Regions from separate parts of the Mus musculus genome. Here all the other regions are linked to region 2. Evidence: chromatin loops called from intact Hi-C (ENCODE). Cell type or tissue: left cerebral cortex. All regions are shown on one strand. Each heading gives the region's core, and the rest is flanking DNA. Links, peaks and the distances in the headings are about the cores only. Region 1 holds the start of Brk1 (BRICK1, SCAR/WAVE actin-nucleating complex subunit). Region 2 holds the start of Prrt3 (proline-rich transmembrane protein 3). Region 3 overlaps Brk1 (BRICK1, SCAR/WAVE actin-nucleating complex subunit).

What was found. A loop is a pair of places that touch in the nucleus more often than their neighbours do. Peaks named below come from ENCODE experiments on the same cell type or tissue, not always from the same donor. Only the 100,000 strongest peaks of a DNase experiment are listed, where the experiment ranks them.
Region 1: it touches region 2 in a loop (4-fold over the local background); 6 of 42 quality-filtered maps call a loop at or near these places.
Region 3: a loop joins it to region 2, with 2.8 times the contacts of the local background. A loop is called at or near these places in 3 of 42 quality-filtered maps.

The regions. Positions count from the first base shown.
Region 1 is chr6:113,603,367-113,613,823 of GRCm38, forward strand. It overlaps Brk1 (BRICK1, SCAR/WAVE actin-nucleating complex subunit), which reads left to right and starts at 1,406. Exons shown (of 3, transcript NM_133937.1): 1 at 1,406-1,530. The coding sequence starts at 1,413. In left cerebral cortex, for the core only: no CTCF peak of the experiment used is centred there; DNase peaks (open chromatin) are centred at 2,804, 6,171 and 9,381; H3K4me3 peaks cover 1,549 bases; H3K27ac peaks cover 6,733 bases.
Region 2 is chr6:113,494,451-113,504,907 of GRCm38, forward strand. It overlaps Prrt3 (proline-rich transmembrane protein 3), which reads right to left and starts at 7,481. Exons shown (of 4, transcript NM_001289700.1): 1 at 7,400-7,481; 2 at 2,822-3,866; 3 at 2,482-2,637; 4 at 1-1,615. The coding sequence starts at 3,809. In left cerebral cortex, for the core only: no CTCF peak of the experiment used is centred there; DNase peaks (open chromatin) are centred at 6,079, 7,052 and 7,529; H3K4me3 peaks cover 2,439 bases; H3K27ac peaks cover 2,033 bases.
Region 3 is chr6:113,614,642-113,623,930 of GRCm38, forward strand. It overlaps Brk1 (BRICK1, SCAR/WAVE actin-nucleating complex subunit), which reads left to right. Exons shown (of 3, transcript NM_133937.1): 2 at 1,135-1,217; 3 at 1,424-2,310. The coding sequence ends at 1,450. Among named protein-coding and RNA genes, the nearest start is that of Vhl, 4.7 kb to the right of the region's middle. In left cerebral cortex, for the core only: a CTCF peak has its summit at 4,580 (motif pointing left); DNase peaks (open chromatin) are centred at 1,023 and 7,654; H3K4me3 peaks cover 125 bases; H3K27ac peaks cover 906 bases.

The DNA.
Region 1 (10,457 bases), core at 1,955-9,954, 110 kb after region 2:
GTATTTGGCAGCTTGGCGTGGTGGCGCATGCCAGCACTCGGGAGGCAGAGACAGGCGGATATCTGAGTTCGAGGCCAGCCTGGTCTACAAAGTGAGTTCTAGGACAGCCAGGGCTACACAGACAAACCCTGATTTGGAAAAAGAAAGAAAGAAAGAAAGAAAGAAAGAAAGAAAGAAAGAAAGAAAGAAAGAAAGAAAGAAAGAAAGAAAGAAAGAAAGAAAGAAAGAGAGAAAGAAAGAGAGAGAGAAAGAGAGAGAGAAAGAGAGAGAGAGAGAGAGAAAGAGAGAGAAAGAGAGAGAAAGAGAGAGAAAGAGAGAGAAAGAGAGAGAAAGAGAGAGAAAGAGAGAGAAAGAGAGAGAAAGAGAGAGAAAGAGAGAGAAAGAGAGAGAAAGAGAGAGAAAGAGAGAGAAAGAGAGAGAAAGAGAGAGAAAGAGAGAGAAAGAGAGAGAAAGAGAGAAAGAGAGAGAAAGAGAGAGAAAGAGAGAGAGAAAGAGAGAGAAAGAGAGAGAAAGAGAGAAAGAGAGAGAAAGAGAGAGAAAGAGAGAGAAAGAGAGAGAAAGAGAGAGAAAGAGAGAGAAAGAGAGAGAAAGAGAGAGAAAGAGAGAGAAAGAGAGAGAAGAGAAAGAAAGAAAGAAAAGTATTTTGCTCATTTGGTAAATATGGAGATTCAGAGTTGGTGGGACACCTCGAACAATAAAGACACTGAAGCTGATGATCTGAGTGTTCAGTCCCACAAGATGGAAGGTGAGGAACCCACTCCTGCAAGTTGTCCTGTAACTTCCGCCCGCGTGTTGTGCCACGTAAGCGCTCACATATAATACGAATAAAATAATTTTAACCTGGCGGTGGTGGCCACATTTTTAATCTCAGCACTCCGGAGGGAAAGGCAGGCTGATCTCTGTGAGTTCGAGGCCAGCCTGGTCTACAGAGGGAGTACAAGGACAGCCAAGACTACACAGAGAGACCCTGTCTCGAAAAACAACAACAACAACAAATTTTAAAAGAAAACGAGAATGAACAGAGTTGTGACCCAAGCATGACAAGCATTCTGAATAAACGGGATTCGTGGACTGTGCCCATCACAGCTAACAAGGTGCAAGAGAGCTTGGAGCAACCCTTAGGCGGAGGTGGGAATGTGTGGGCGCCCCCTAACGACAAGATCCGCTAGTGGTCAGCGGGTGCTTGTAACCGGGGACAGGGTAGCTCTTAGTCTTCACATCGCGAGTGGAGGAATCTTGTTTACCCCAGCGTGGGAGCCAAGCTAGAGCGCAGGGATTAGAGTGCGCACGCGCGTCGCTCTGCCAGCCCTTTCTGGGGCTCGAACACTCGGGTACTGGCTGGCGGCGCAGGCGCGCTGGAGGCCTGTAGAGGTCGCGGCGCCTGCGCAGTCACTCTTCCTCAGGCGGCCGCCATGGCGGGACAAGAGGATCCGGTGCAGCGGGAGATTCACCAGGACTGGGCGAACCGGGAGTACATTGAGATCATCACCAGCAGCATCAAGAAAATCTCAGACTTTCTCAACTCTTTCGGTCAGCGGGCGAGCAGGGGAGGCTGGGAGGAGGGAGGCCTGGGAGGCGGCCGGCGGCGGGGAGGAGAGGCGCGCCGCCCTGGCTACTCGCTTCCTCTTTGGCTGCCCGCCGGCCCCAGTGCCCTCACCCCGAGCCTCACTGGGCCGTTTCCGAGGGTCTACCCTGCCCGTTGCCATGCCCCACTTGCGCTCGTCAGCACGCCCACTGTCCAGCCTCTTAGGCCCATCCATCATCCGCCCCGGTTTGCGCCGCGCTTCCGTGCCAGTCTTCACTTGGCAGGCAGTGCGCAGCCGTGTCACGGTCACGGTCGCGCTTACTGTTGAGAGACTCCTGCTCGTTGTCCATCTCCTTCAGGAAGAAGTCCGAACCCCTTTGATGTCATGCCTTCTATTGCTCCCGTTTAACCACTCCCGGCAGGTTCATTCATCCCCGGCTCGATTTGGTGCTAGTGCTGAGGGTTGTAAGGGATGGGGCCCGCTCGGGCCTTGGGAATGGCTTTTCTAGCCCTGTATCTGCTTCATGGTAGGTGCTCTGGATGCTTCTGTCTGGCTCCTCGGATTTTACAGGGCAGATGGTTTCAGCAGAGTCCACTTTTCCAAAAAACTATTCCTAGGTGTGGCCGGCTAGTGACAGTCTTGATTTCTTTCTGCGTGCGTTCCTAGCCTTCTGGACTGAAAACCTGTTACAGACTTCTTATGGTCTCCGGAAGGGTTCTTTCAGGGACCTTCTTACACAATACAAGACGTGCAGATGGCATCCAGTGATCTTTTTCACTAGAGTGCTTTGGTTCTACTAATTAGCAACTTTCAGCATCTTGGGGAGAAAGTGCTGTATTTTGAAAAAAATTAAAGTGAATCGTATATTTTCTAGCTAAAGACCCGATGAGTCCTAAGTAGTATGATAGAAGGTAACCGAACAGTAGCTTCAATTACGGGGTGTAGTTCAGGGATTGGGCTCCTGAGTGGTAAGCACAAGACCCCGGCATCCCCCACTTCTTAGAGTTTTCTTTCTCTCTCTCCTTTTTTTTCCTCCTTTTTTTGTGTTTTGTTTTGTTTTTTGGTTGGTTGGGGGTTTTTTGTTTTGTTTTGTTTTTGTTTTTTGAGAAAAGAGAACAAAAAGGAAATTGGAAATGCATCATTAAGGGGCAGGGGATGCCTAGTCTGTAGAGTATTGGCCTAGCACCCACACACCATGCCTTTAATAGCAGCACTCAGGATGCAGAGGCAGGAGGACCAGGAGGAACTCCCAAGTCATCTGCTTCATAGAGAGTTTTGAGTCCAGCCTGGTAGAGCAAAGCAAACATCAGCAGGCGTAATTGGTTCTTACACAGGTCTGCTGGCAGTGAGGAACATGGTAACCCTTCCCTGTTATATGTGGTGGCTCATACCTGTACTCTTAGCACTGGAGAGACAAGGGCTGGAAGAGTGCTATGCATTTGAGGCCAGCCTGGTCCTCAGAACAGCCACAGAAATGAGCCATTTTCTAGGGCTCGAGAGATTGCTCAGCTGTTAAAAGCAGTTCCAAAGAACCCAGGTACAAATCCCAGGACCCACGTTGCAGTTCACAGTGGTCCATAGCTCTAGTCCCAGGGGATATGACACACACACATAAAGGGAGACTATCAGTGTAAATAATAATACTAATCCATTTTCTGTATGTAGAGTTCTTTCAGGCTGTTGAGATGGCTTGGCAGGTAAAGGCCACCAACCTGAATACAATCCTCAGGGTCCACAAGGTGAAAGGAGAGAACCAGCTGTCACAAGTTGTCTTCTGGCCCCACATAGTGCATGCCCACACCCACCTTCAAATACAATAAATAAGAGATCTTAATCTGTCCATCCATGCTCCATGTCCCCTACTCCATTTTGCATTTTGGTTTTGAGTCTTGTAAATTGGTACAACTCATGGTTCTCCTTCCTCAACTATTTTTTCCCTCCCCCTCCTGAGATTATTACTGTCTGTCGCTCTGTGCTGGCCTGCAGCTCTACAGATCAGGATGTCCTCTAGTTTGTGATGGCCCTTTGGCTCTGCTTCCCAAGTGCTGGATTAGAAGTGTCCTTACGCACCCTCACGAATTCTCTCTCTCCCCCACCCTTCTCTCTCTGCCGCCACCTTCCTTGCCCCCCCCCCCAATAAACCTCTTACACGTGGGGAAAAAGAAGTATGCTCACAAAGTGTGTAGGATTCTGTATAATCTTACATGGATTTTCTTAACAGGGAGCGGAGGTTAAAGATACCAACTAATGAGAGGCCAGCATAAATGTATATGTCAGTGGTACAGCTTCACGCCCGTAAGTTTCTGTGGAGGTTATAGTAGAGAACTGTAGTCAGTAAAGAGTTCATGTGTCCCCAGAAGAATTAGATTTAAGGAGTATTAAAGGAATGTGATTCAATGACAAAGGCAGGTATGTTCGCAGGTAGACCTGATGGCTTTAGATGGCTTTTTACTGAATTAAAGCATTTTCCAGAACTGATCATTTGTCTTGCTACTCATAGTCAAGTTTTCCTGCCGAGGGTTTTGGTTTTGGCTCAGAATCTTTTGAGCACTCCAACAATTGTGCTTATTGAGTGTGTACCTTTTGTGTAAACTATTTCAGTGTTGGTTCACATAGTTTTCTCCTACTTTGCCAGAGAACTGAAATATTTCACTTTTTTTTCTTTTTTTTAAACTCTTGTAAAAAATGTTTTTAAAGATTTATTTATTTTATGTATATGAGTACACTGTAGCTGTACAGATGGTTGTGAGCCATCATGTGATTGTTGGAAATTGAATTTTAGGACCTCTGCTCGCTCCAGTCAACCCCTCTCCAGCCCAAAGATTTATTTATTATTATAAATAAGTACACTGTAGCTTCAGACACCCAAGAAGAGGGCGTCAGATTTCATTACAGATGGTTGTGAGCCACCATGTGGTTGTTGGGATTTGAACTCAGGACCTTTGGAAGAGCAGTCAGTGCTCTTACCCGCTGAACCATTTCACTATCCCCCACTCTTTTTTCTTTAAACAACATTCTTTACTGAAAAACATCCCCTCCAGTAAGAATGGAACAGAAGAAATTAAACAAGCTTATGTGGTGGTTTATACCTGTGAACCTACCTTGCTGAGGCAAGAGACTTGCCATGAGTTCAGGCCAGTCTAGCTAAAGAATAAGACCCTGGCTCAGAAAAAAACCAAAAACCTAAGTGTCTGTGCTGGGTGGGGCCAGGATAGACTGAATAGATCCTAGGTCTGAGACTTTGGCCTAGGTGGGAGAGCAGTGGGAAGAAGCTGGAGACATCACTCTCAAAGAATGTTCTAGCAAGCAAAATTACCAGACTTCATTTGTCTGGTAGCCGCTAATATCAGAGATGGCATTTCAGTCGGCAAAGCACCAAAAATCCCGTTAATGTAACATCTCACTGTTCCAAATCTGGGTCTTAGTGACAGCAACTTCATTCTGACTGAACTGCATCAGGAAGCTGTTCCCTCAGACGTTGCCTAACTGCCTTGAGAACAATCAAAATCTGAAGAGTTCTAGGTTTGTTTCTGTTTTTTGAGGCCAGGACTTGCTATATAGGTTTGGCTGACCAGGAACTCATAATGTGTACACCAGGGTTGCCTTAAACTGAGGAACACATCAGGTTGGTTTGTTGATAAATCCTACTCAATCTGTACTACCAACCTGTACTAATAAACACCATTTTGGTTTTGAGTTGTGGTTTCTCTGCCACAAGTTGGCTGCTAACTCCTGGCCAGGCTCAAGTCCTGCGTCATCTATGTCACAGACTATAGGCCTTTGTCTTTATACAGGCCTGGCTACATTAAACTTTAGTCCACATATATTTTACCTTTGATATGTACAGCCTAGAAAGTATGTCTTATTACTGACAAAATTTGTCAGACAGGGTCTCAACTAATTTTCCAGGATGATGGAGAGCTTTGAATCTTCCTTAGAGGGCTACATAATAGGTATTATCACACCTATTTCATAATTCTAAATCTCTTAGGAGTACTGTTTATTTTCTCCTCTTCCTCATCTTTCTATCCTCACTCCTCTTTCTTCTCTCCTTCCTTCATCCTGTCCTCTTTTGTGTGTGTGTTTTTTGACATAGGGTGCCATGGTGTGGCCAGGCTGGTGATCGCACATGGCCTCGACCTTGCCCTCCTCCATCAGCTCTGCTGACTAGGTTGCAGACGTGCACGTGACCCTGCTTAGTTTATTACCTTCTTGTTTGTTTTTGTTCTGGGGGTGAGGTTTGAGACAAGGTCTCCATATCTGTTAGTAAGCTTTCCCGTTCCTTGGATAATTACATAATTGCTGAGGGACCGTCATCTGAAAGCTGCTGTTAGGGTTTTGGGAGGTGGAGGTTGAGACAAGGTTTTGCTGTGAGACCTTTTGATACAAGGCTGGCTTTGGACGGCGTCGAGCTTGCTATGTAGGCTGGTCTGGCCCTCCGCCTCCTGAGTTCTGGCATTAAAGTCTTGCACCATTGCGTCCTGCTCTTTTTATTTTTTCCTCCTCTTTTTGAGAAAACGTGTCACCTTGGTGCTTAGGATTAGGCTCTCCAACTTGAAGGATCACACGATTCTTCCAGCTCAGCCTTCCAACATTTCTCTACATATTTTTACACCATCTGACACAGCTGGGTTACAACATGCATGCTGAATTTGTTAATTAAGTATAAAAATAGAGTTTAAAATAACACCTCTTCCTTTAAACTTCTTTGCACACATTAGCTTCAGAATCAGGACAGAGTCTAAAAATGCAGACCAGTAAAGTCTGTGATAATGTTTTTTTGAAAGTTCACCCAACCCACAATACAGAGCAGTGTTAGGTGTGACTGTGTCATCGTCCATGTGGTTCAGGCAGTTGTCTGACACTGAACTGGAACCACAGATTGTAACTGTCCTCTCACATGCTGGAATTGCAAGAGTAGAAGTTGTTTATACAGCTATTAGCCATCTAGAAAGAATACATTCTCCCTTTAGAGAATCTGCTTACGTACCCTGAGTCAGGGTAGGGATTTGCATTTGTTGTAATTTTCAAAGAACTCCAAATACCTCTTCAAACTCAACTATAGAATCTTTGTACCTCTGAGTTAGATATTCATAAATCGTACAAACCTCATAGATACATACCAGAACTTAGGGTACACCCAATTGCATTAACCCCATGCAATTCTTACTAAGTCATCCATGCCACACCACCACACTAGTTTCTCCTTAGGACTCAGGGCTTCTCAGCCTAATGATGTCTCTGTGAGTTCATGTATCATGCATGATTGTCAACCAGGAACTTGCCTAAAGGCTCAGCTAACAGTTAAATTGCCTTAGCTTTTAATTGTGTATCATAATGAGGTTCTGCCTTCTAATTCTTTATTAATTTCAACTATTTAAAAAACCACCTAGTAATGACTCCAGACATAGGTCTTTAATATCTTCAGGGAAAAGAAGCAGCCATGTTGTCCATTTCTTGTTGCTCCTAAAGAATTAGAATCCTGCTCATTTCCTCAATCTAGGATGCAGCAGAAAACCCCAAATCAATTTTGTCTTCTGTAAAATGTGATTCGTACACATGTGATACAGACATCTCCGCAGTCTTCTCCCTTGTAACGCAGGAAAAGGAACATTTCTCCTTTGCAGATCTCGGCCTTTTCCCTACCAAGATGCATCCAGGAACTAAAACTTGACTTCAGAAACAAGCCAAAGCTTGACAGTCACCTGCAGTCCTAGAACTCAGAAGGCTGAGATAAGATGTGAGTTCCAGAGCTGGGCGTGGTGGCACACACCTTTAATCCAGCACTCGGGAGGCAGAGGCAGGTGGATTTCTGAGTTCAAGGCCACCTGGTCTACAAAGGACAACCAGGGATACGCAGAGAAACCCTGTCTCGAAAAACCAGAAAAAAAGAAAAGAAAAAAAAAGATGTGAGTTCCAGTCTAGCCTGAACTACATAAGGAACCATTGTCTGGAAATAGTCTAGACACCCTCACACCCCCCCCACGAAATAAGCCCAGAAGATATAGCTAGTACTAATTTTGGTTGTGATAAGGTAGTATATGAAATAATTCAGAGAAAGAAAGCCAAGTGTAGTGAAACATTACAGTAATCCTAGCTCTTGGGAAGCAACAGGTAGGAGGACTGTTAAGTTTTAGTCTCAGGCGAGGCCAGGCTATGTAGAGAAGATCTTACCTAAAAAATAAATGTAGGCGCTGGAGAGACCGCTCAGCGGTTAAGAGCACTGACTGCTCTTCCAGAGGACCTGAGTTCAATTTCCAGCAACCACATGGTGGCTCACAACCATCAGTAATGGGATCCGATGCCTTCTTCTGGTGTGTCTGAGGACAGCAACAGTGTGCTCATATACATAAAATTAAATCTTTAAAAAATAATAATAAATGTAGAGAGGGACTCATGTTAGTATTGTTGGCAGTGATGCTGTGGCTGTACAAGCAAGCACCCTGATAGGAACTGCTTTTATTGAGTGCTGACACAGTGCGCTTTAATGTAGGGTCCAGAGTTGCCCAGTTGCTGGATGCTCTCCTGTTATTTCTATTATAGCAGGTTCTGGTGTGGCCTTAAGCATGTGAGGGAGGTGGCATTCTACCCTTGGGCTACACCTGGCCAATGACCCAAACATATTTAACTTTAGGCACAGTCTGGAGCCTGTGTCTAGAGTTGGGCATTTTTGTCTTCCTCAGCAGTGTTAATCCATAAAGCCAGTTCCAGAGTAACATTCTAGGGTTCTGATTGGTTTACAGGTAGACAGGTAGAGCAACACAGCTCTTTAAGAAAGAGCCCTCCCTGGTCCTCTCTTCCCCGTGGTTTCTGGGTTCCTGACAAATACAACCGTTAGAGAGATTGATTGCTTTTGAGCTTCAAAATATCCTAGTAAATGAACCCTGGGCATGTTGGCTACTCCTGACAGAAGTGACAGTGTTGAGCCAGTGAGATGGCTCCGTGGGTCCCTGCTGTTAAGCCTGATGACCTGAGTTCAGTCTCAGGCTTATAGTCATGGCTACAGGAAAGAACCACTCCCAGAAGTTACATTTGACTTGCACATGTGTGCCAGGGCATGTGTCTACACATACACAAAAATGTAAAATTAAAAAGTCAGATAGTGTGTTTCTAAAGTAAGGTTGCTAGGGTGGTCATCGTAAGTCAGACTTGGAAACTAGAGGAGGCAGCAATAGCAGATAGTAAGATTTAAAAAGAAGGGCCCAGCATTATGTTGTACATCTACAGATGGATGAATGTATGGCATGTTAATTACATGTCAGTGTCAGTGAAACTTAAGTTTGAAAAGCTAATGAGAATGGGTGAATGACTTTGTGTGTGTGTGTGTGTGTGTGTGTGTGTGTGTGTGTGTGTGTGTGTGTGATGCACAAGAGAATCATCATAGCTCTTCCATCGTACTCACTGAGGCAGGTCTCTCCATCAAACCCAAAGCTCGGTGAAGTCTAGTCTTTGTAGCTTCCTTGCTCTGAGGACGATCCCACCTCAGCCTTTGGAGGTGGAATTGCAGGCAGACTGCCCTGCTCACCCGGTGTCTACAGAGCTGCTGGATGTCTGAACTCCTGCCCTTAGGCAGCTGCTTTAACCACTGAGGCGCATGCTCAGCCCAGCCCAGGCCCCCACTGACAGCCAGAGACCCAAGTAACTTAAGAACGAGAAGTTCAGCCTTAGGAATTCAGATATATTCAGACCAAAAAAAAAAAAAAAAAGACTTGCATTTTCCTGGTAAAGCCTGTCAGAGGCAGAATTTTAGCCAAGTTTTGGTGACAAAGAATGATTAGATAAGCAAGATGATGAGAGTTGAGGCTGGATCAGAGTGTAGGAAGAGTTGTCAAAGTGACTGCTTTTGTAGAAGCAGCCAGAGAAGAGATGAAAAGGAAAGTTGTTAGCTTGCTATTGACTCACCATGTGGGAGATTGAGCTCGAGCTATTTTAGACCCAAGAGATAAAGGTTACTGAGAGAGAAGCGTAGGTTGGAGGAGGTGGTAGGGAGTAGCCATCATTTGTCTCCTTTTCTGTTGCTGAGGACAGCTGAGAGGAAAAAAGGTCTCATGGTTTCAGGTAAAGGAGGCAGAAAAGGTATTTTAAGAGTCTAGATTGCATTCTGGAGGATGTACTGAAAGATTGGAAAAAGCAGAGCAAAGAATCAAGGCTGCTTTTCACAGATAGAATCTTGGTTCTATCATGTGCTTGATACTGATTGAATTTTCTCTAGTTCAAAAAGGTCTCTATGGGTATTGTTGAAGCAGTCTTCCAGTGGTAGTAACTGATTATCTTCCAAGAGCTCAAATGATGAGACAATGTTACTTTTCATTACTGTGATAAAACACCATACCGTGACCAGTTTGAGGCCAGCGTGGTCTACAGAGTGAGTTCCAGGACAGCCAGGGCTATACAGAGAAATTTTGTCTCGAAAAAAACAAAACAAACAAAAAGCATTTCATTTGGAGCTCGTTTGGGGCTCATGGTTCCAAAGGATTAGAGTCGTGACCATTATGGTGGGGAGCATGGTGGCAGGCAGGCATGGCACTGGAGCAGTAGGTGAGAGCTTACATCTTTTTTTTTTTTCTGAGACAGGGTTTCTCTGTGTAGCCCTGGCTGTCCTGGAACTCACTTTGTAGACCAGGCTGGCCTCGAACTCAGAAATCCACCTGCCTCTGCCTCCCAAGGGCTGGGATTAAAGGCATGCGCCACCACTGCCTGGCAGCAGCTTACATCTTAATCCACAAGCATGAGGCATAGAGAGAAAGACATAACTAGGAATGGCCTGGGCTTTAGAAACCTCAAACTCCAGTGGCATGCCTCTTCCAGCAAGGCCACACCTCCTAATCCTTCCCAAGCAGTCCCATCAACTGGGGACCAGCCATTCTAGGTTTTGAGCCCACAGGGGCCATTCTCATTCAAATCACCACATCCCACTCAGTCCCTGAACCC
Region 2 (10,457 bases), core at 1,514-9,513:
TCCACGGATGACAGCCCGTGACGCCACGGGTTCCAGCTGATCTTCAGCGAGCCCTTGGAGAAACTGTCCAGGGAGCTGCCCGAAGTCCCCGCGGCCGCCGCGCCGACGGGCGGCTCCATCACGTGCTGCGGGAGCGACGTGCGCAAGCACACCTCGGTGAGCGAGCGGCAGCGGCCTCGGAGCAATGATGTGCCCGCGCCGTCGAGCTCGGCATCGGGCTGGCTGCCGCGGCGAGGCCGCAGGGCGCCCCCTGTCGGCGAGGAGGCCAAGCCACGGAGACCACAGCGTTGGAACACACTCTCTCGAACCAAGTGCTCCCGGAAGAGCGCGGCGTCGATGCTGCGGCTCAAATTGATAGGTGACGGTGGCCGCAGATCCAGCTCGCTCAGCGACGGTGCGGGCCCCACACTGCCCCGGGACATCCTCTGGCCACCTGGACGACCGCGACCCAGCGATGCAGCCGAACCCCAGGGTCCAGAACCAGGAGTGACAGGAAGCCCAGCTTCCCCAGCAGCGTTGCGGATGAGACTTTTGCTGATGTCCAGGCCGCCTGTGCCCAGGCCACTGGGCCCCGCATAGCAGTTATTGGGTCTCTCGGGAACTTCGCTCTTCCCTGTAGGCGCGGGGCACGCCAGACGCAGCAGCTTAGCCCAGCAAGCGTGCTCCGTGGGCGGCCTGGGACGAGTGGCAGCCAGGGCAGCTAGCGCCAGGGCCAGTGCCCAGGTCAATTCCAGCAGGCGCAGCCAGAAGTGCACGCCCCACCAAGCCCAGGAGAAGCGACCCTCCCGGCCAGGCCCTGGGTACAGCCAGAGAGAGGCCGCCAACTGCAGACCACTGGCCAACAGCCCCAGTGAGCCCGCCACAGCCAACAGCCGGGGCCCTGGACTGGCATCCCAGCCCCGAGGGCCTTCCAGCAGGCGTCGACGGCACAGGCAGAGTGTGCCCAGAGCCACTGAGGCGCCCCAGGCGCAAGATAAGCCTTGTGTTAGAAGGTTGAGCACAGGGCTGGTGGAGAACAGGTCTGTAGCCAGCAAACATGTGCCATGCACCGGTGCCACAATTCCCAGCAGCAGCGGCTTCTGCAGAGGCTGTGGCAGACCAGCACCCAAGCCCAGCAGGGTGAGTGCTGCCAGTGCAGTGAGTAGCAAGGGGAAGGGCAAGTTGTATAGCACCAGACCTGCACGTACTCCCAGTCGCGCCTGAGAGCCATAAGGATCCGTGAGCATGTAGGCAGATCGCAGCCCTGAAGCCACCAATACCAGCGCGGCAGCCACTAGTGCTAATCGGGGTCCCGCTAGGGCGGCTGCCACTGTGACCAATGCCAATAATGCTGGAAGCAGGAAAAGCACCCCCACCCCATACACATGAAGCTCCCAGGAGAAACTCAGCACCCGCCGAAGGGGTCCCCAACGCAGGGGAGGTGCGGTGGCATTGGCTGGGGGGCTAGAAGCTGGGATGGGGACTATGGAGCTGGCTGAGGGCTCCGGAGGGAGTGGCTGGCCCAGAGCTCTCTGTGTGGTGACTCTAACGAGACCACGCCGAGATGTCGAGGGGGCCTGGACAGGGGGTGCTGGAGGGTGGCTTTGTGGGCGACCCGGCCAATCCTCGGCTTCATCTGAAATAATAACAACATTAAAAGGGTCCCTCGGGAAGTGCTGTTGAGAGTGGGGGAGGGGTGGAGGTACATGCTTGTAATAGGAGGCAGGGCAGGAGGATCAGGACTTCAAAGCCATCTCCAGCAACCACAATGAGTTCAACATCAGTCTAGGCTACCTGAGACCCCCATCTCAAACAAACAAGAAACAACACAACAGAACCCCAAACAAACACAAAAGTGCTTTTGATTTTTCCATATTCAAAAGTATAGTTGGTAAATTAATTTTCCAAGGTTGTCTGTCAAATGGCGATAATAGCACCTGCCACAGTCATTGGGTCATGGTGAGGGCACATGTCTATCTTGGTTCCCATCAAAGACAAGACAGATGTAAATTTCCTTTCCTTCCTTCCTTTTTTTTTTTTTGTGGTAGTAGTGATGGTGCCGGGGATTAAACCCAGGATCTTTCATATGCCAGGCAATAACTCTACCACTAAGTTGCGTCTCCAACCCTTTGTATTTTTGATTTTGAAACAGGGTCTTAATGAGCTGCTCACACCCAGCCTTGAACTCAGTATGTATGTAGTTCAGGCAGGCCTCAAACTTGTGATCCTCTTGTCTCAGCATCCAGGGTGCTGGGGTTCCCGAGGGGATGGGGTATGACTGTACAAGATGGGTCTACGTTGCACAGAAGAACATTCGAGCTCAAAAGAGCCGATGTCTTGTCCTGGAGTTTCCAGGGAACATTGGTTTGCTTTGTTCGGCGACTCAGAGGTCCTAACCTATTCCTTTCAGCGGGTGCTTTTCTCTATTTAGCCCTGGCCCCTGCCCCATCACTAAGCACAGGTTCTTGGTTTCTCTCCCCTCACCCCTAGCCGTGGCCTCACCTGGCTGCAGGGCCCTCACAGGGCTCTCTGTTCCATTTGCAGCTTGAGCAGAATTTGGAAGGTCAGGGATGAAGGACTTGGGGGTTCCTGGGGCCTCCATCGCTCCTCTCACACGTTGTGGGGAGATGGGGTCGGCTCCATTCAGCGAGGATACTGCTGAAATGGCAATAGTCATTACCTTGTCTGACCTTCCCATACTCCCCCAAATCCTGCCCCTCAGGAGGAAGGCTCCATCACTCCAATTTGTCCAAAGGAGGGAAATGACATGCAGAATTACATCTATCTGCCTTGGACCACTGGTCCTCACAACCCCACTCAGCCCCCTCATGCTGATACCTACCTGGTCTTAGGTGCCCATCAGAAGTGTCTGAGGCTGAAGGTGGTATAGGCTGGGGTGCTGGGGAATCTTGTCCTCCAAGGAGATCGGTCTGTTCTGGTTGGGGTCCCAGAGAGCTGACTTCCCAGGTATCCCCAGCTCCAGTTTTGGGGGGTTCAGCTGGCAGCCCCTCAGGAAGAGGAAGGCTTCTGACCAATGCCAGGTCGAGCTGGGCTCCAGGCTCTGGGGTGGATTCCACTTTAACTGGGGGTGTTGAGCCGACCCCAGGGACTACTGGATCCTGCTGGGTGAGTAGGGGACCCTGGACAGCCTCCTGGAAGCCCTGTTCATGTCCCCCCTGCTTCCCCAACACCAGCGTCCTCACAGCATCTGTCTCGGGTACCGGAGTGTGGGAAGAGCCCTGGAAGTCCCAGGGGGAAGCCTGTGTGATGTGGGTCTCGGCTTTGACCATTATTAGCTCCTCGTTCCTAGCTGGCTGCTGCCCTGCTGTGCCTCCAGGCTTCTGGGAGGCAGTGGAAAGTATGGCTGCCGAGAGTAGGGAGCTGGGAGTTGTAGTGACAAGAGTGAGACGAGGTGCTCGCACAGGGTGGGGTTCTGGTGCCTCAGGCTCCAGAAGCTCCTGTGAGTCAGGAGGTCCTGTCCAGCCTTGGGAGGTGAATGCTCGGGCCAGCTGGAGGTCATCAGCTCTTAGTAGTCTTTCACCTTGGACCCCAGGGGCTGCCTTGGGCCCATGCAGGGCTGGTCCTAGGTAAGGGTCTGCGGGCTTCTTGGGCCCCTCAGCACGGGCCTGAGGGTCACCGCTGTGCCAGGAACTCTCATTTCTCAGCTTCTCCCAGAAGAGGTCAAAGGTCTGTGACTCTGATGGGATCATGTGAGGTTCTGAGTTCTCCAGGGGCCTGGGAAGGCCTCTGCCCAAGGCAGGGCCAGCCCCCAGGCATGGCAGCAGCAACAGCAGAAGAGGAGATGTGCAGGCCTGTGGGCTGGGGGCCATGGTCTAATTCAATGCCTGAGTGTAGAGCCCTTGACTTCTAGGCTTCACTGGACCCGTCTACAAAAGCGGAGAAAGGAAAGATAAAGCAGAGGGAGATGGCGTGAGGGTTGAAGGGTCCCATGACTTCCTCCAGGGGCTGGTGGGAAAGAAGAGAAGCATCAAACAACAGTGTCAGCCCGGCTTTTAAAGTTTTAAAAAACTGGGTCTCTGCTCACATCACTTCCTTTGCTTTCAAAACTTTCTGACTCCCCACTGCTCTTGGGAGAGAATGCAAGTTCTATTCCTGGCTTTCCGAGACTGCGGCCAGGCCAGCTGACTCAGCCTCTGTCCTGACACCAGGTTCTGTTCCCTCGGGATGGAATGCCTTCTATACCTGACAATTTCATTTATTAAATAACTTATTTAGCTTATCTTATATGCACTGATTGGTGTGAGGGTATAGGATCCCCTGGAACTGGAGTTACAGACATTTGTCATTTGCCATGTAGGTGCTGGGAATTGAACCTGGGTCCTCTGGAAGGGCAGCCAGTGCTTGTAACCACTGGGCTATCTCTCCAGTCCCAAGATTTTATTTTTTGAGACAGGGTCTATATAGCCATGGCTGACCTGAACTATGTAGACCAAGATGGCATAGAACTAATGGAGATCTACTTGTCTCTGCCTTCTGAGTGCTGTGATTAAAGGTGTGTGTGCTAACAGGCCCAGCCTTTTAGTTGTATATACTAAGTATATTTTATATATGATATACATATATATGTACCTATGCACATATGTGTGTGTGTGTATATATATATATATATATATGTGTGTATATATATATATATATATATGTGTGTGTGTGTGTGTGTGTGTGTGTGTGTGTGTGTGTATACACACACACATATGACAGGAGTAGTTGTATATGTTAAGTGCAGTGCCTGCCATTGCCAGGGGAGAGTGTTGGATTCCCCAGGGGCTGAGTTACAGGCATCTGGGAGACACCTAACCCCAGTGCTGGATACTCTGCAAGAGCAGGAAGTGCTACTTGCTCTGGCTGGCTAAGCCATCTCTCCAGTCCCTGAAAACAGATTTTACGTTTTTAAAATCACATTTAGGTGTTTAATTAAGGGGGGATGTTTGCCACAGCAAGTGCTTGGAGGGCAGGACAACCTGTGGGAGTCAGTTCTCTCCTTCCACGTGGTTCCCAGGGATCAAACTCAGGCCATCGGGCTTTGTGGCAAACCTCTTTAGCTGCTAAGCCTTCTTGCCTGCCCTCAAATTAGATTTATCAACATCCAGCTCTCATAAAAGCGAAAGAGGAACATGCCCCTGCATTTGCGGAGGGCCCTGAGTTAGATTCCTGGCATCTTGTCTCCTGGGTGAGTTACTTTGCTTCTCAGCATCGTGGTTTTAACTTTTATCTCTAAAATGAAGCTAACAAGAGTGTCTACCTCAAGGGGATTCATATGACGCATAACTAATGAGACACATGAAGGTCAGACCCACAGGAGGAACTTGATAGCAGGGCTCTATCTCCTTAGCCTTTGTCTGGAAAGCTTTCTTCCCTCATAAGCCCTTCTCTAGTTCAACACATAAATTGAACAGACCTTGGGATATAGCGCTGAGCAAGATTGAGAAGACTGCCCCCTCCCCACTGTGGAGAGATATAAGTAAGATGGACAATAAATGATTTTAACCTAACGGCCAGTGAGAAGGCTCAGTGGATAAAGGGGCTTGCTGCCAAGCCTGATGACCTCAGAGTTCAATCCTTGATCAGGACCCACATGGTGGAAAGAGAAAACTGATTCCCTTGGGTTGTTTTCTGATCTCCAAATAGGCATGCATGTACACACACAGACACTCACTCAGACACATACACACACACACACACGATACATATAATTTTTTAAAAATGTTAAAGTTCAGATCCTTAGCAGAGTCAGGAGGATCTCTGTGATCTACCTAGCAAGTTGCAGGCCAGCCTGAGAACTATGAAATGAGACTCCCTAAAATTATAAAGTTTAGCTTTGAAGAAAATACAGTGTGGTTAGATGATAACAGAGGAGAGTCTCCACAGGGGTGCCAGGAGAGCCTGTCTGAGGAGAGAGACACTTAAGCAAAGGCAGAATGGTAAGAGAGCCAAGCATTTGACGCTCTGAGGGGAAAGCCTTTGGCAGCGGCAATAGCATATACAAAGACTCAGGAGCAGGCGTGAACTCAGTGAGTTCAGAACACCTCTTTTGGGGTGGCTGGTGGTCAGCAGGCAGGGGCTAGTCAGCAAGGGCTCCTGTGAACCATCACGTGGATTGGAGAGCTCCGACAGGAGGCGGTCTGAGAAGCAGTGTTTTTTAAAGGGAAAGAGGTCGGCATCATGTCCAGGGACAATTGGAGGGTAGTTCGTATTAGCCTAGACACTCCTCTCCAGGGATGCCTTCTGTTCCTGGCTCTCCCTATCCGGAGCAAAGCTCCCTTGTATATCATCTCCTGTCTGCCGCTGGCCTGGGGCTCCTGTCTTTTTCCTTTACACCTCCAGCCCCTGTACAATCCGGGCCCAGGTAGATATATTCCCAAGAGGTCCCTATTCCTAAGTCCATCCTTAAGTAGGCCAGGGAGGTAGGAGGGATCAGCAGTGGCCAGCCAGCTGAGGGCCAGCTGTGTTAGGGGCAGGTGCTGTGTCCTTTTCCTCTTGGACACAGCCACCTTTGGTGGCTCAGACACTAGGAGAAGTTAGAGGTAACCCCAGAGACTCTTCCGAGGAGTACCCCTAGGCTCATCAGAGGTTGTGGGAAGTTTCAGGGGATTCAAAGACCTCTTGGGTCCAGTCACAGCGTTAATTCAGACAGCCTTTAAGTCTTGGTAAGCCCTCTCTCAAACATCTATTAAGCCCCAGGTTCTGCTCATAGGCCAGGCTGGGGTCTGGGGACCCATAAAGTCCTCAGTTCTGAGGCTGGGGATGAGGTGTGCGAAGGAAGGACTTGGGGCCCCTGATATGGATATAGGTTATAATAATACCCTGTGTTGAGCTCTTTGCTTAGTTAGGCCTCTGTTCTAAACCTTCCCATACAGCAGGTGCAAGTACCCATCACACAGGAAAGGAGAGTGGGCAACCAAGAGTCAGAGAGGTTGAGCAACTTGTCCAAGGTCGCACAGCCAGCTGAAAACACATACTAGAGATACTGAAGCCCGTACAGCTCTGTAGACTTTGCAGAGGAGGAGATGGCTGAGCTGGGCCTTCAGTGAATAACATGCCATCTGCCTACCACCCCCGATGCAAGAGATGTGGGCACCCGCAGTCCAGGCAGGAGCTTGCCTAGCATTAGGGTCCCCATGGCTGGACAGTTCTGAGGGGAGATGAGATCAATCAGCCGCAGAGACTAGGGGGTGGGGGGAGCAGGGTGAGGGCCTCTGCAGGACAGCCTGCAGAAGCTGGTCCATCTCGGGTTACCTCTCTTCCTCCTTCTCCAGCTTCTCTCTCCCTGGCTCCATGCCTTCCCGCAGTGTCCCGGGTGGGGTTTGGCACCGTGCAGGCCCATGCCCGCGAAGGGGCTGTAAGCCTTGCTCCTTGCCTTCTTGGGTCCCGCCATCTCCCCTTCCCTCGGCCAGCTCCTCACCTGCGCGCTGCATCCGCAGCCATGCGTTCACCTTGCGCGCGTCCCTGCAGCCGCTCCCGGAGGCGCATCCTCCGAGATGCTCAGGCTTGGCCAGCAGAGCCCGGCTCTGCCGATCTCCTCGTCAAGCCCGCCCACAGGAGCGCGGGATACTTAACCCTTTCCTTTGGGAACGGTCTCTGTTCGCTGCTCCTCACCGCCCCTTTCTCACAAGCAGCACAGCCCAGATGGTGTCAGAGCCCTGTGGGGTTCTGCAGTGTTCCTTCTAGCTACAGCCCGCTTTATTTGCATACCTGCGGGGACTGGGAGCTCACTTTCTCTGGATTCATACAGGCATAGGTAGATCATACATACAGCCTGGCATATCTTCCAGGCTTTTCCCAGAGCATATTAAATAAAAATGAGCCCACGCTTTCTTAATTGCTCTTGTAACTTGCCTTTCTCCTCATCATTTTACAATATATTCTGACACATTTTCGAAGATCTACTTCTTTCTTTTTTCTTCTTTTCTTCTTCTTTCTCCTCACCCTCCTTCTTTTCTATTATTGTTGTTGTTGTTATTTTGGTGTGTGTGTGTGTGTGTGTGTGTTTGTATTTGTGTGGCCTGTGGCATACCACATCATGTCTGTGGAGTCAGTTTTCTCCTTCTGCCTTGTGTATCCTGGGGACCAAACTCAGATCTTCTTTACCTGCAGAAGCAGCTTGCCAGCCCTAGGTCTACTTCTTTCTGGTCTCCGATGTGGTGATTTTCAGCATGTGGTTAGCCGATCATGTAATTTCTTCTGGCCTTTGTGACTGGATACAATACTACCTGAGTCACTGTTCTATTGTTATGAAGAGACACCGTGACCAAAGCAACTGCTATAAGAGAAAGTATTTAATTGGGTGCTTGCTTACAACTTCAGTGGTTTAGTCCCTTATCATCATGTTGGCAGGCACTGGAACAGTAGCTGAGAGCTACATACTGATCAATAGAAACACACACACACAGAGAGACAGACAGACAGACAGACTAGGCCTGGCATGGGCTTTTGAAACCTCAAAGCCTTCCCCATTTGACACACAGCTTCTGTTAAGGCCACACTTTCTAATCCTTCTAATCTTTTCAAAATAGGGCCACTCCCTGATGGCTAAGTATTCAACTATATGAGCTTATGGGAGCCATTGTTATTCAAATCACCACAAATACCTTCTTTATCTTCAGCCTCTAACACTAGCGGGAGAAATGGAGAAGGCTGAACTGTAGCTGACCTTAGGTACTTTCTGGGTTCTTCTCCCACCCCCATCCCCCGCACTTTATCCTCCCACCCCCAGTTTCACCCCCTATCACTAGAGACAGAAAGAAGGATAGAGAAAAGAGAGATCCTTGAATCTAATTTCTTTCCTTTTGTTTGTTCTTTGAGCACAGCTACTAACAAACCACAACCCCCTCCAACCAACAACCACCCACCCCTGCCTCTCCATAGCATTTATACACCCTCTGAAAAGTTCCCAGAATTCCAATGGTCACACAATCACAGAAACTATGCAGCTGGCAAAATGACGTCTCTGCTAGAGCACTAGGCAAATCACAGTCAGCTGTGGCAGACAGTCCAAAGCAGCCCCACCTCCCTACACCTGGGATTAAATCAAAAGCACATTCTTACAATATTTGTGGGTTATTTTTTTTTTAAGAAATCAAAATTCCAGAATTCTTACTGTACCCAACATGGAACTGATGTGATAATCTAGCAGAGGCGTGGTTGGAACTGAGGTTCTGTACAGAGACAATATCAAGTACTCCAGAGGCCTCTCTGCACAGTTCCTAATACTCATGGATATTTTCTTTTTTTTCCCTCCCTCAGTGCTAGGAATTGGACTCAGGGCCTCGAGAATGTGAGTCAAGCACTGTACCATTGACCTCTGTCCCAGTCCTTCAGATGGCCATCATTACACTGAATCCCCCAGGGAATGCCATACAAAGAATGCCCGTGCCCACCAGAAATGGTGAGGAGACATTTCCTGGGGATTGTTATTCACTAAGATGTTGGTCATGTGAACTGTAAAAACAGTATGGACTAGCCGGGCAGTGGTGGCACACGCCTTTAATCCCAGCACTTGGGAGGCAGAGACAGGTGGATTTCTGAGTTCGAGGCCAGCCTGGTCTACAAGGTGAGTTCCAGGACAGCCAGGGCTACACAGAGAAACCTTGTCTTGAAAAACCAAAAAAACAAAAAAAAAAAACAAAAAAAAACAAAAAACAAAAAAAAAACAAACAAAAAAAACCCAGTATGACAGATGGACTGATTGTCTGCATTCAAACAAAGAAACATCCCAAAACTGGTCATCTTACCTGTGAGTTCTCCCCACACCCCCACCCCCGCTCATTCACAGTCATTACCATACTGCTTCCTTTGCACATAAAGGCATAAATTCCCAGCACTTAGGAGATTGAGGCAGGAGGATCAGGAATTCAACTTCAGTCTTGCCTGTTCGGGGCCAGCCTGAGCCACTCTACACACACATATGCACACACACGAGGGGCAGTTGGAGGGAGACAGAGAGACAGAGAGAGAGAGACAGAGAGCTCATATATGGCCAGGAGTGATGGTGTACGTTTGTAATCTCAGAACTTAGGAAAAGGAAGCAGGAACACAATCAGTTTAAGGTAGCCTGGGCTACATAGCAAGTTCAAGGTCAGCCTGGGATACAGAGAAACCCTTTCTCGAGTTTGTAAAGGACAGTTGTGGTGGTGATCGCCTTTAATCCCAGCACTCGGGAGGCAGAGGCAGATGAATCTCCGTGAATTCAAGGGCAGCCTGGTCTACATAGTCAGTTCCAAGACAATCAAGGCTACAAACAAACAAAAACTATCTATCAGTATCTATCTATCTACCTTCCTATCTATCTATCTACCTTCCTATCTATCTATCTACCTTCCTATCTATCTATCTACCTTCCTATCTATCTATCTATCTATCTATCTATCTATCTATCTATCTATCTATCTATCTACCTATCTATCTAACCTACCTATCATCTATCTAAGGTTGCACGTACACTGTTCGGCAGTCCTGTTCGT
Region 3 (9,289 bases), core at 896-8,895, 120 kb after region 2:
TTTTTCTTCCATAAATTGCAGGATTAGCTCAGGTGGGGTCTTGCCCTGAGGGTACTCAACCCCTTATTCCATTTCTCATCAGTCTTCTTATTTCTTTCAGCACAAGCCTTGGCTCCAATGTTGAATTTCCCAGCGATCTTTTTCTCCTCAAATTGTGTATTAATCATCCAACCACAGATTTGCTGTCTTGAAATTTCCTCTGCCAAAGAATACAGCTGAGAGGTTACAACTTGATCTATGCGCATGTGGCATAAAGACAGGCAGACAGACAGACAGACAGACAGACACTAAAAGTAGTGTGGGCGTTTGACACCCTTCTCTCTGGAGCTCCTCTTCCTCCCTTCCTTGCCTTAATTTCGGCTGTAACCCTCAGGACTCCCTCACTGCTGCAGTGCTGGGCATTGAATGTGGAGTCCTCTAGGATAAGCCTCCTCTGCTGATCTGTAACCCTGGCCTAAAACCATACTCAGGTTTTGAGTTTTGATCTCTTCCAAAGCTAGCGACATGTGTGGTACTTTTGATGCCAGGGAACAGAGGAACACAGCTCCCACTCAGCCCTGTGGGCTCAGGAAACAGCTGGTGCTCCGCAGTGTAGTGCAGTTAGTGCGTCTCCCTAGTTTAATTTCCAGGGGGTTATAGGGATATGCCGTAGGTTATAGGGATATGCCGTAGGTTATAGGGATATGCCGTAGGTTATAGGGATATACCGTAGGTTGAAGATCTTCTGCATTTCCTTCCTCATTAGGTCCCTTCTCTTGAAACTCTTAGTTTGCTGCTTGACAAAGCTATCTGCACATCTTTTACATATTAGTTGTATGTTACTGCTATAACATTTTTTATAAATTTAGCAACTTTTTTAAGGTTCATAAATTTAGCTTGAGACAGGAGGATCACTGCAAGTTCAAGACTAGTCTTGGCTACAAGACAAGATATAGATCTCCCTCTGTGGTGATTCTTCTCTGCCTGCCACCCTGGTGTTCCACAGCATCTGAGTTGTTGATTCTTAAATGCTTCTTACCATACCCCAGCCCCCACATGTTCTTGGAACAATGTTTCATCTTCAGCCCAGAGGGTTTGTGTGGGTGTGGGTGTTTGGAGTGGCATTAATCCTGAATATTAGTCTCCTTTTACCAGATATGTCTTGTCGTTCAAGACTCGCAACACTAAATGAGAAATTGACAGCCCTTGAACGGAGAATAGAGTACATTGAAGCGAGGGTGAGTATAGTCCCAGGCTACCCCAGAGGGAATATCTGTGTAGAATGAACGCGGTGCAGAGGTTAAGTGCTCTGCCTGGATGTAGCTGTCTGGGACTCTGAAGCTGCCTTTGCTACTGTTTCTCACTGTGCAGGATCCAAGATAGGATTTTTTTTAATGGCTTTAGTCCTTTGCGTTTTATCTAAATGTCAGTTTTTCCTTCACAGGTGACAAAGGGTGAGACTCTGACCTAGAAGTGCGCCGCCGCGTTGCTGCTGGGAAGTTGCTGTACAGAACACTGCCGTGTGGGAAAGGCCCAGCAGCCTCCTGCTCCTCCTCTCTCCTTACAGAGCAACAGGGCTTTTTCTTGTTTTTCTTTTTTCAAAAGTGGCCTTTGGGCTCTGCTGTGTGCCCTGGGGTATGACGTGGCATGGGGGAGCAAGCAGTCCAGGGGACCTCTTGGAAACAGCATTAGGCTTTTTCCCTTTTCAGTAACATTGTTCGGAACTACTTGTCAATGTGTTTGAGGTGTTGAGAGGCAAAGGCTGGGACTCTAAGGTCCTCCCCACCTCTCAAACTCTTTCTCTCAGACTTTCCCTACAGCTCCCATGGCCTCTACACTGATTTCTGTCAACAGTCGGCCTTCTCTCCACCTGTGAGAGGTGGAGGCAGTCCTGGCTGAGACTTGTGCCCTGCAGTGTGGTTGCCAGAAAATGTTGTTGCTAACCCACCAGTTTCTTGTTCTGGGAGCTCAAAGCCAGGCCCCCAGTTGGCTTGAAGGGACATTTTCAGTTTTCTTTGTGTCACTTGGGGTATCAGTAGCTCTCATGCTTCCCTAATAAACTCAACTTTGTCTGACTGCTGTGACTGTGGTGGCAAGAGTGGCTGGAGAGGGTCTCCTTGTTGAGAGTCTGGTGGGCAAGAGTGCTCTCCAGCAGAAGAAACCTGCAGCCCTAGCTGGTTCAAAGCCTAGGCGGCTCTCCAGTCAGTGTTCCTGTCTGGACACTTGAACTAGTTCAGTCTGGAATTACTTGGTCTTTCAGCAGATAACTACCAAGGACTTTTACTATATAGGTGTGTTAGACTCCAATAAAAGATACAGTATTGAATCAGACCTGATGTTTATGATCTGTTGCAATCCTAGCATCTTTCCAGTTTAACTGTATCCAGGGTAGGTTACTAGTTTTATAAGGTAAACAGCCTGTGACTGTAAATACGGAGGCTTGTGAGATGGTCTGACAAGTGGGGTGCTTGCCTCAAAACTTGGAGCCCTGAGTTCTGTCTCTAGGACCAACATGGTGGAAGGAAAGAACCTGTTCTTGGAGGCTGTCCTCTGATCTCTGTGGGCATGCGGTGGCATTCCTGTGCGTGGTGTACACGTGCGCACAATGTAAACACCAATCTTCTCAAGCAGATACTGCAGTTTATACAGAAGAATCAAAGACTTACTGTGCTTCCTTTACACTTCAGCCAACTTACTGCTAAAGGCTTTTCCCCACAGAGAGCTTCCCCTTGAGTAGGGTAGCATTTATCATGCTCTGTGGACACTCATTTCTCTCTATTCAAGGCCTGTTTGACATGCAAAGTCCAGCTCAGGTTACAATTCCCCATTGTTCTCCCAGATAAGCACTTTCAGTACTGCCCTTTCTCAGACTTCCTGGCTTGCATCTTCACCAGAGTTCACCTTGAATTATTTGGAACATTTTCAGAGTATATTGTCTTAGGGTTTTTGTTGCTGTGAAGAGACACCAAGACCAAGACAACTCTTATAAGGCAAACATTTCATTGGAGCTGGCTTACAGTTTTAGAGGTTTAGTCCATTATCATTACAGAACACATGGCTGCCTGCAGGCAGACATGATGCTGGAGGAAGCAAGAGTCCTACATCATGATATGAAGGCAGCTAAGAAGAGACTGTCTTCAGCGTGCAGCCAGGAGGAGCGTCTCCGCACACTGGCCAGCATGTATTAGACCCCAAAGGCCCACCTCCACAAGGCTACACCTCCTAATAGTGCCAGTCACATGGGTCAAGTATAGTCAAACCACATATGTAACCTAAAAAGTACCTGCGTCCCCTTCCCTGGATTAAGTCAGCTGGCTGCTTTGAGGAAGGCAGGTTGCCTTGGTCAGTGATGAGCCAGATTAGGAGGGTTCAAGCTGTGTTGTATTCATGTGGTACACCTTGGGCACTGTAAGTAGTACTGCCTGAGTCTCTCTTATCCAACATTCTCCAAAATCCAAGGCCTTCTAAATAGTAACAGCACAGGTGAGCCTTTTCACACCTGACTCACACAGTTGTTACCTGAGTGGTTACGGTCAGAGCCTGGGGCCCTGGCAGCCCTGACAATCGAGTTGTTACCCTGTCTTCAGTAAGCCAATTAAGTAATGGTGAAAGTAGAAAAGGTCTCCCCAGGGTGGCCACACTGGGGAAGAGGAAGTAAATAGGGCTGCCATCATCTTGGGGATTCTTCCATGAAGCTCAAGTTTAAACAGCCAAGAGGGTGTACATTGGCCAGGCAGAGTGGTGCATACATTTAATTCCAGCTCTGGGGAGGCAGAGGTTGGTAGATCTCTTGAGTGTCAGGCCACTTGGTCTACATCAAGTTCCAAGACCTCCGGGGCCTCACAGGAAAATGTTTCCAGACAAGAGTGACTGTGCCAGATTCCTACCTCCAAGGAACTAGCTCCCAGGCTGCAATGTAAAAGCATGGCTCTGATACTTGGACATGAAAAGAAAGGAAAAAAGGTGCCCATAACTGTCGCAGTTAAAGCAGGGGTTCTCAACTTCCTAATGCTGTGTGTGATATACCTGCCCATCATCTTTGCCCATCGTGTTGTGGTGACCCCCCCCAACCATAAAATTATTTTTGTTGCTCCTTGATGAAGTGAAATTTTGCTACTGTTATGAATAGTATGTGCAGATAGATATGCAGGATATCTAATAAGTGACATGGGTTGTTAGACCCCAGGGGTCTTGATCCACTGGTTGAGACAACTAAGTTAAGATCTGATTCCTGCTGGTCATTGTCTTGGCTTTGGTCTCCTGGAAGTCAGAATGCTGTGATATTCCCAGGAGACAAGCTCCCCTGCTGCCTGACACCAGGAACCCATCCTTTTCCCAGCATGAGATTTCTTGGTTTTGGAGTCCATTGCTCAAAAGGGAGAGACATGGTAAGTTGCAGTCAAAACAGGCAGCCCAAAAATCTGTATAAAGGAGCTGGGAAGATAGACTCATTGGTAAAATACTTGCTATTGGGCTGGAGAGATGGCTCAGCGGTTAAGAGCACTGACTGCTGCTCTTCCAGAGGTCCTGAGTTCAAATCCCAGCAACCACATGGTGGCTCACAACCATTTGTAATGGGATCAGGTGCCCCCTTCTGGTGTGTTTGAAGACAGCAACAATGTACTCATACATTAAATCTTTAAAAAAACAAAACAAAAAATTGCTATCCAAACAGAAACCTGAGTTGGATCCCCAACACCCACATAAAAACTATAATAGTGGTTCTATTTTCCCTGTGCTGAGGAGGCCTAGGTGAGAGGATCCCTGGGGCCTTCCTGCCTATCAGTTTAACTGAACCACAGCTCCAGGTTCAGTGAGAGTCCATAAAAAAAACAAGGTATAGCGTGAGAGGAAGATAACCAAGGTCCACTTCTGGCCTGCATACAAATACATGAATACTGTAAATAATGTCAAGCTGCGGTTAAGGTATATGAAATGTTTAAACCTGGGTCCTATCTGATCACAGGCATTTTGCCTAAGGGATACTGAACCAGTGTTTTCATTTAAAAATAGAATCTTATAATGGAGACATCTCATGTTCTCATGGGCTAAGTTCTCTTTTCAGTATTACTAAGCTCATTGTAGCATGCCTTTAGCAGACACTCAAGTTCATTATCTGCATATCGTCCTGAATAAAGGACCACTTCTAAAGCTGTGTTATTTACCTGTACTCTGCAGTTGGCTTAATAGTGGCTCCTGCCATGAATAGGGACTGTACCACAAGATAATAAGGCAAAACGATGGTCTTTGCAAGCACTCGGTGGATTATACCTGAATGCTCAGTGTTTATCTTACAGATAATAGGATGTTTATGTGTTGGTGGTAATGCCAAGTCGGTTAGAGCCACGTTGCTATATCATAAGGTCCTGGTTGCAAAGAGCAGTTGGTAACATTGGTTGTAGGAAACTAAGGAATCTGGCCTCTTACACTGGCAATTTCCTCATCCCATGTGGTGCTTTGAGGTGTCCGGGTGCTTCTCCAGGTAACCTCCTTACTGTGTGTAGGAAGTTTAAGATCTTTTTTTTTTTTTTGAGACAGGGTCACAGTGTAGTTCTGGCTGGCCTGGAGCATGCTATGTAGAGCAGGCTGACCTCAAACTTTGGTCTACCTACCTCTACCTCCTAAGTGCTAGGATTAAAGGCAAGCACCACTCTGCCCCAGTCTGGATTGAGTTAATTAAAAGATATAATGCCTTTCCTCAGTAAACCAGAGTGCTTCGTAAAGAAAGACAGTGCTGAGGCTCAGGAGATGAGAGGTTGAGAGCACTGACTGCTCTTCCGAAGGTCCTGAGTTCAGTTCCCAGCAACCACATGGTGGCTCACAACCATCTGTAATGGGATCCGATGCCCTTTTCTGGTGTGTCTGAAGGCAACTAAAGTGTACTCATGTACATTAAATAAATATTTTTTTTTAAAAAAGACAACGCTGCCCTTTCCTGTTTTCTAACGTGAGACATGAGGAAAACTTAAAAGTTGTGGGGGTCCCTTTAAGAGTCACGGCAGGCAGGAACATGAGAGGCAAGGATGTAAGCTCAGTTCAGCCCAACTTTATCAGCGCTAGTTGAAATTCTAGAGAGTCTGATACCATATTTAAACGTTTAAACACAGTATAGTTTTGGGGAAAGCTTCCTGATGTGATACAATCTCTGGTGCACAAACACATGTGACCATGAAGATAGGTTTTATAGATTAAGGGCCTAAGATCTGATGGCATAGAGGTCAGCAGACTCTAAAGTACATGTAACATCTAGATGGGCTCTATTAATAACGAAAGCTAAAGGTCTAGGGAAGAAAAGGCTGGGATAAACATTATGGGGAATTTGGGTGAGGTCTTGCTTTACAGATTGCAAAGGTCACTAGCTCATTAACACCTCCTCCCAGCTCTGGGTGGAAAGCAGATTCTTCTTCCTTTGCGGAGACACCCATGCATGATTAACACTCCTGGGTGCTCCAAAGTTTATCTGTTAGCATGAGGACCACATGCCCTCTAAAGTGTGTGTGTGTGTGTGTGTGTGTGTGTGTGTGTGTGTGTGTGTGTGTGTGTGTGTAGACATGTGTATGCCGTAGTGCATTTGTGCGTTTGTGGAGGTCAGAAGGCAAGTTTCCAGAGTCCAGTGAGTCGCAGGGATCAAACTCAGGGCAAGCTTTATGGGAGGCATCTCAACCTACTGAGCCATCTGGCTGGTCCTCCACATTTTAAAAAAGATGTGTGTGTGTGTGTGTGTGTGTAAGTGCACATGTGTGTGCAAATATGCATGTGCCTGCAGAGACCAGAAGAGTGCCAGATCCCCTGGAGCTGAAGTTCCAGGCAGTTGTGAGTCACCTGGTGTTTTAGGAACCATCTCTTCTCTGATAGAGCAGTTTTAAGTAATGTTAACTGCTGAGCTCCCTCTAGTCCTTATTTTTATTCTTTAGGTTTTTTTAAATTTTACTTACTGTCTTTATGTATGTATGTGTATGTATGTACTATCAGGTATGTGTGTGCGCAAACTGCATGCCTGGTACCCACGAAAGTGTCCGATCCCCTGGGACTGGGGTCCCATATGGTTGTGAGCTGCCAATCAAACCAGAGTCGTCTGCAAGAGCAGCCAGTGCTCCTAACCAAGGAGCCAACTCTCCACCGTATTTTTATTTTTAAATCATGTATGTATGTTTGTTTGTGTATGGGGGCGGGGGGGGGCTTGCACATGTCTGTGGAGGTCAGAAGAGGGCATTGAACTCCCTAGACCTGGAGTGACAGGCAGTTGTGGGCCACCTGATGTGGATGCTGGGGACTGAACTCAGGTCCTCAGAGCAGCACACTCTTTAACTACTAAGCCATTTCTTTAGTCCATAAAACTGTATCTTCAACTGCTCCAAAAGCATGACATAAACTTCTACTGTTCAGGGTGATTTATTCGCCAGACTTGATAAAGGAGCCTAAATGGAATTCAGACACCCTGCTTGATTTTTTTCCTGGCTCATCTAGTCACCTTTCACATTCTTTGTTACAACCAAATAACACTGCTCCTCCGAGTTGTCCTGTGTCCTTCCACACTAGCCTTTCAGCATTCTGAAGGCAGAGACTGGTTCTATCACATGGCCCATTCAGTAGACATGTGCTAAACATAATATTAGACAAAATACTAAATTTGGTCTAGGCACAGAGGTAGGTGGCTCGCGTGTCATACATAAAGCTCTGGATTTCTCAACACTGAAAATAAAGAACCTACCTGAAAAATGGGGAACTAAAAATTCAAGAGAATTTAGAAGCCCTGGAGAGCTGACTCAGTGGTTAAGAGCACTGGTTGCTCTCACAGAGGACCTGGGTTCAATTCCCAGTTCCCACAACAGGCAGCTCACAGCGACTTCTGACTCCAGCTCCAGGAAATCCAATCCTCCCTGTGTTCATCAGCCCCTGGATGAGCTCACACATGCACACCCGTACATTTTTAATTTTTTGTTTATTTATTTACTTTGGTTTTTTGGGTTTTTGAGACAAGGTTTCTCTGTCTGTCCTGGAACTCACTTTGTAGACCAGGCTGGCCTCGAACTCAGAAATCCTCCTGCCTCTGCCTCCCAAGTGCTGGGATTAAAGGCGTGCGCCACCACTGCCCGGCCCGTACATTTAAAAAAAGCTCATCTGATGAAACTTCTGCCAGAAATGTCTATGGAAAAATGGCACTGAATGTTATCTGATAGTAGTTGTATGCTAATTCTTTGAACCAGTCATGGTAGCACATATCTAGAATGCCAGTACTTGGGAGGCAGACACAGGAGTGCCACTAATTTGAGGCCAGCCTGGGCTATATATATTCAGCTGCAAGGCAATGGGAACTATGCAATAAGTCTGCGTCTAAAAAGAAAAAGACAAAATATTTTAAAATTCTATTCACAAACATAAAAAAGTTTGAAAGGAAACAAAAACTGGTAATACTGTTTTCTGGGAATGCAGATGGAAAAGGAGGGAAAGTTTTACTTTTGTACTCTGGAAGACATTTTGAAATGTGTAGTTAAAAATAGAGACAGACTCAAACTCATCAATGAGAAAAACTTTAAATAATAGCATAGGTGGGCCCGGCAGCGGTGGTACTCAGCTTTTATATCAACACTTGGGAGGCAGAGGCAGGAGATTGGAGGTCAGACTGGTCTACAGAGTGAGTTCCAAGAGAGCTGGAGCTACCCAGAGAAACCCTGTCTTGAAAAACCAAAAAGCAAAGGCAGAAGGGGAAATATGGCAAGCCCGTGGAGATCTTAAGAGAAGAAATTAAATTTAAGTACACTCAAAAAAAAAAAAATATATATATATATATGAGGCTCATGCCTGTAATTCCAGCACTCTGGAGTCAGAGGCAGGAGATCACTCTTAAGTTTGAAGCTGGTTTGGTCTGTACACGGAATTCCAGACCAGCCAGGGGGAAACAATGCTACCCAAAAAAAAAAAAAAAAAAAAATCCAACTGCCCTTGGTCCCTGTTCTCTGGAGTCTGAGGCAGGGAGATCTTTGAGTTCAGGACAAGCCGGATATACATAATGAGTTCTAGGCCTACATAGTGAGACCCTACCTCAAAGCAAGTCTTTCTGGCATGGAGATAACGGCTTTAATCCCAGTACTCTGGAAGCAGAGGCAGGCAGATCTCCGAGAGTTCGAGGCCAGACTGATCTAGGGTGTGAGTTCCAGGACAGCCAGGATTACACGAAGAAACTCTATCTTGGGGGAAAAAAAAAAAAGAAGGAAAAAGAAAAGGAAAGGAAACAAACAGAAACCCAACTGTAGGAGGTGGAATTTATAACCCGGGGCTCCGCCGCGGCCCCGCCCCGCCGCCCCGCCGC